2 separate regions of the Homo sapiens genome follow, and region 2 is linked to region 1. A link is a loop called in an ENCODE intact Hi-C map of the cell type or tissue named here. Cell type or tissue: chondrocyte. All regions are shown on one strand. Links, peaks and the distances in the headings refer to the core of each region. The heading gives the core; the rest is flanking DNA.

The links. Hi-C counts contacts between places; a loop is a spot of excess contacts. Peaks named below come from ENCODE experiments on the same cell type or tissue, not always from the same donor. Only the 100,000 strongest peaks of a DNase experiment are listed, where the experiment ranks them.
Region 2: it touches region 1 in a loop (2.6-fold over the local background); 13 of 110 quality-filtered maps call a loop at or near these places.

Annotation. Positions count from the first base shown.
Region 1 is chr6:159,173,323-159,175,822 of GRCh38, reverse strand. All of the region lies in intron 1 of FNDC1 (fibronectin type III domain containing 1), which reads right to left. Among named protein-coding and RNA genes, the nearest start is that of FNDC1-AS1, 4.6 kb to the right of the region's middle. RefSeq lists an enhancer at 1,212-1,506. In chondrocyte, for the core only: CTCF peaks have their summits at 1,174 and 1,381; no DNase peak of the experiment used is centred there.
Region 2 is chr6:159,594,218-159,597,482 of GRCh38, reverse strand. LOC105378085 (a long non-coding RNA gene) reads left to right here and starts at 1,851. Exons shown (of 3, transcript XR_943179.3): 1 at 1,851-3,265. RefSeq lists an enhancer at 2,054-3,253. In chondrocyte, for the core only: a CTCF peak has its summit at 1,932; no DNase peak of the experiment used is centred there.

The DNA.
Region 1 (2,500 bases), core at 1-2,500:
GTTGTGATTTCCACGGTAAAGATCAAGCACTCACAGAGAGTAGCAAAGAGTTTGGGTAACAGGTTAGACACCGAGCACCGGCTCTAAGATGCCAACAGGCGAGCTTAACAGGACCACCAAGGAAAGGGGGCTTCCCCACAGTGAGGACCCTGCTCACATCCACAGGCCAAATCCATCTTGTAACAGAGGCTACATTCACTGCCACTTTGTCTTAAGTTTAGCCTTGTTGGAGTTCAACACATTTCAGTACCTCACATAATCATTTTTCAACAGCCGACAGCAATGTTACAGAAGTAAACTCAGGAAGGCATTCTGAGCAGATCAAAGATGTGAGTGTTGGCACTCACATCCAGCCTAGAGAAGAAAACAAGGAGATACAGTAAAAGCTCAAACCAACCAGAACAGGGGTGTCTGCAGGGAGAGTGTGGGATCTGGACCGCAAAGACTGAGTATTAGATTACAGACTTAGGGAAAACCAGTTAACCTCTCTGACCTCAGCTGCCCCAGTAGCAAGATGAGGATGTTACTGACTTCGTAAGGTCACTGTGAAAATTAAATTAAATAACAGAGAGAAATGGTGAACTCCGTAACACTTTAAACTGCCAGTTATTATTAAAAGGAAGTAAAAATGTACACCTAGGAATTCCTCATAAAACTGAAAATAGAATTATGTAGATTGTACTTTATAGATTATAAGGATGCCATAATTAAATCATTTCGTCCACATGTAGGAGACTGCGGTAAAAAAAATGTGAGCAGCATCTACTTTGTAATTAACATGAACACCTCTCAAGTTATTTTGCTACAAGTGTAGCATTATTATAATAATTAGAATACATAGTATATAATTATAATAATTTGACATTATAATTGTAATATTATCCTCTCTGGATACAAAAATTAACATTGGTGGTGGAAGGGAGAGGCTGAGACGGGACCCATCAGGGCCAAGGAGGCAGTTCCTGAGGCTGGTACCCCTGAGACATCCCTTGCTCTCACCCCATCTTCCAGCTGCTGCATCTTTGGTGGAGGCCTGCAGAGGCACCAGCGGCACCCCAACAGCCAGCGGGCTTCTGACCCCAGCTGCAGGTCTAGGCAATTTCCTTTCTCATCAGTGCTTATTTGAATTTGCTAACACGCAGCCATTTCGACTCTTAATTAGTGATCTGTCCTTTCCCATTTAATATATGAAGAAAGCGCCAATGAGTAGAAAAATTGCCAAAAGGCAAGCACTAAGGGAGAAACAAGGCAGATAACTGGATGTTTGTCCTAATTTTCTTATCTCTATAAAGCCGCAGCGACAGCTAAGTCCAACTAGGGCTGCACGGAAGGGCCTGCGGGTGGTGGCTTCGGCTCCAGAAGTCCAGGAGCGCCCTCTAAGGGCCTCAGAGCGCAAGCGCTGCCCAGGCCGGGCCGAGGGAGGAAGACGCAGGTTTTTCATAAGCAAGGATAACTTTTAGGAGGGAGGAAAACGGGGTGCTCACGAATGTGAATAACCAATTCACATACCTCCCTGATTCCAAATGTTCTAACATACATCTACAAAAGTTGGTAAAAGAGATGGATGAAACAGTATCCACCACTGTCCCCCAGCGACCCAGCTCTCCATCCCAAAGGCACCAAAGTTTGTAGTTTCATGGGTATTCTAACAGAAACGTTCTGTGCAGTTACAAGTAAATACATACACATACATAGTCCTTTCTCTCCTTTACTTTTATACCTTTAAATACCTCTATTTTTTAACTGAAATAATAGCTTCTGATAACAGTTTAATTATAACTCAAGAAATCCCTAAGTTCCATGGGGGGCCAATGAAAAGAGGTCTGCTCCTTAATCAGCCAAGGGTGATGGAGCCTCTCCCGAAATGTTTGCTTCCAGGCTCCCTGCCCCCCTCATCCCTTGAGGTAGGAAGAATAATGATCCCCCAAAGATGTCCTTGTCCTAATCCCGAGAACCAAGGATGTGGGCACCTCTAGAAGGTAAAAAGAGCATGGAAATAGATTCTCCCTTAAAGTTTCAATGCAGGCCTTGATTTTTGCCCAGTACCGCACATTTCAGACTTCTGATCTCTATAACTATAATAAAGATCATAAATTTGTATTGTTTCAAGTCATTAAGTGTGTGGCAATTTGTTATAGCAATAGGAAATGAATACACTCTCCTTCCCCTCCTGTTTTCAGGGAACGGGCCTTTAGAACTTAAGTATGATGTGAATGGTCTTGGTAGAGTATATTCATCATGCTCTGGAACTGTCTGGTGATAACTTTCCAGGGGTGCAAATTGTCACTCTGCAATCCTATTACAACCTCTGATTCCACAGGAATAAATTTCATGATCAGTTGATGAACAAAACAGCTCTTCCATCTGCCATTGGCGGGTGCCAGTGCACAAAAAAGGAGAGAGGGTCTCACCACGTTCTCTCAAAGAGGACTGAAGTAACAGGGAAACCCCATAAAGCCACATGCAGGTTGAGCCACAGGCGAGCTTCTAAAGGCTTCCA
Region 2 (3,265 bases), core at 422-2,921, 420 kb before region 1:
CGGCAGGTCCCTCATGAATGGAGACCCGTGCAGTCACTCAGGGCTGCAAGATCAGAAAGGGCTTTGTGCTTGGGGCTTAAGGCTTTGTGTTTGTCATCCTGAGATTCTTAATCTTATTGGAATTTGCGTTTTATTTATTTATATTTTTGAGACGGAGTCTCCCTCTGTCACCCAGGCTAGAGTGAAGTGGTGTGATCTCGGCTCACTGCAACCTCTGCCTCCCAGGTTCAAGCAATTTTCCTGCCTCAACCTCCTGAGGAGCTGGGATTACAGGCATGCGCCACTACACCCAGCTAATTTTTGTATTTTTAGTAGAGATGGGGTTTCACCATATTGGCCAAACTGGTCTCAAACTCCTGACCTCAAATGATCTGCCTGTCACGGCCGCTGAAATTGCTGGGATTACAAGCGTGAGCCACTGTGCCTGGCTGGAATTTGCATTTTGTAAGTGAAGTCCGATGGGAGGGGTGCACCAGGTATTCCCACTGCCTCTCTGGGACTTGCTCGCAGTCGCATGCACCCAGCCTCCTGGGGTACCTGGCCCTGCGCAGCTTCCCTTTGCACTCTGCTCCAGAGCCCTGTCTTTCTCTGCCTAGGGGTGTTGGTGGGGAGGTCCATGGCCTCCTGTCACTCTCTACCCCTGTGTGCAGAGGAGTCGGGTGCAGCATGGGCCCTAAGTGCCTTGGCCTGCCCTGGGATGGTGAGCGACTTTGGGGCCTCTCACCTGCTCCTGGTCTAGGTACTGGGCACTTCCAAGAGCCAAGATTGCAATCCCTTGGGACCACCCACTCCCCAAGGTTTGGGGCTGAGGGCCCATGGGAAGCAGAGATTCCCCTTGTGCCCCCAACTGGGGCTCTGCATTTTCATTAAAGAGGTAGAGATCAGATTAGCTCTTCTACTTACTGCTTTCTCTGCTGGTTGGTCCTGGTCTCAGGCGATAAAGCTTCCCTTTAAGAAACTTTACCAACATTGTTCAGACTTCTAGCCTTTACTCACACACACAAACACACACACACACACACATATATATATATTTTTTCTGCCCTGGAATGTCTTCTTTTGGCCTCTCATGTTTTTTTAACTTCTACTTATATTTTAAGGTTTATGTCAAGACTCATCTATCTCTCCCCTAAGACTTCCAGCCCACTGTGGACCACAGAGCTGGTTCTCTGCATGGAACTTGGTGTTTCATCTTCTCTAGTGTTATTTGCAAATTAAACATAGATTTTCTGTTGTATCTTCAGTGTTCATTGTTTGGGGTTGTTATTTAACTTGTCGTATGTTTATGTTTTGTTTATATCACTCTGTTCTTGGCTCAGTCTCCAGGGTATGGTAGACACAGGCAACAATATGTATTGATTACACATTGGGTGTGTCATGGGCACATTTTGGAAAATAAGCAAAGGATTAAGGCCACACTTCCTGTAGAAGCTACTGATTGGTTGAAATCAAGTGTCTGATTTAAGTGATTTGGGGAAGAAGTAATGATACATTAGAAACTGACAATTAAAAAAGAAATCTTAAGTGGGGCGTGGTGGCTCACGCCTGTAATCCCAGCACTTTGGGAGGCTGAGGCAGTAGGTCACCTGAGGTCAGGAGTTCAAGACCAGCCTGGCCAACACGGATAAATCTTGTCTCTATTAAAAATATAAAAATTAGCCAGGTGTGGCAGCACATGCCTGTAGTCCCAGCTACTCGAGAGGCTGAGGCAGAATTGCTTGAACCTGGGAGGTGGAGGTTGCAGTGAGCCGAGATCATGCCACTGCGCTCCAGCCTGGGTGAGAGAGAGACTCTGCCTCAAAAAAAAAAAAAAAAAAAAAAAAAAGAAAAGAAAGAAATCTTTCAGTCAGAAGATCGTGATTTCTACAGCAGGGGGCTCATTTGATGTGAGCTCTGTTTTTAGGAATCACTGGGTTATTGTATCTCTGAATGATTAAACTTAACTCTCACCATGACATGAGGGTATCTCTCCTTCCAGATCCGCAAATAATGTTTTGTATACCCAAACATGAGGGTGAGTAAAATCTGGGCACTCAGGCAACAATGCCACATCATTACTCAGCTTTTGAAAGTCTGCCCAGCCTGGTGAGGGTGTATTTGGTACTTTGCCCTCCTCTCTGCCCAGTTTTCCCCTGACTGGCGATTTCCTGCTGTCTCTTGAATTCCTGTAGCTCCTACTGCAGCTTGCGCCACAAGGGGAGTCCCCAAATACTGTGAAGCACCCAGAACTCAAAGGGTTTCATTTCACTAAAGAATGTTCCTTTTCTATTTCTTCCAGTGTCTGTGGATGAACACTACACCATTTGCTCCATTTTCTGAGAATTTCTCAGTGGATGCTTTAAAAACCAAGGATGAATTCAGCATCTCTATTTTATGTGGAAGCTGTTCTCAGCATCATTTGTTTTCTTACTTGGGTGGAAAAGATAGCTGGGTAGGTGTTTTCCTCCCAGGGCCTTCTGAAGAGTTTAAAAACAGAGACTTTGGGTGTTGAATGAAAGGTCCCTATTCTTTCCTAAAATACTCACAGAATCCCATGACTAATATATAAATAAAGATTGTTGTATTAGTCACCCAACAATGAAAGAAGAAATCCTCCCACTTCTCAAATGCTTCCTTTCAGAGTAACCTCAATGACCTGACTGATTCATGGAACTAATTTGTAACAATAATAAAGATGAAGCGGGACCCCAGACAAGCTTTCAGAACTCCTCCAAAGACCCTCACTGCCTCATCCCGCTCTCCCGTTCCTCGGCCTGCAGCTGATGCCTTTGAGGAAGCCCCTGTTTGTACTGACAGTGGCCCAGAAACCTCTTCCCCTTGCTCAGACAATTGCCCATGTGGCCGCTGCCAACTTGGGGCTTCCTGGACTTCACAAACTCAGGAGGTCTGAGCTCAGTGACACCCTGCATCGCCCCTGCTCCCTGGGCTCCTGCCCTGAACCACAGCTCCCTGCTTGATGAAGAAGGGTCAGCCACCTCAAGGTTCACTTCCGGGCAGAGGCCACATCTGTTAGGAAAGAAAATAGATGAAAAGCATAGTTAGCAAGTGCCTGCTGTTGGCCAGGCACCGAGCTAGGAGGTGTCTTATTCCTGTGTCATCTTATTTCATCATGTAAATGGCCCTGTGAGGCAGAGATGGTTGTTTGAATTATACAGAAGGAGAAACACAGAGTCAGAAAGATGAAGAAACTTGCTGAAGATTGTATTGTGTTCCAGTGGTCTCCAAACTGGGGTAGGTCCACTCTAGTGAAGGTCCCTGGTTAATT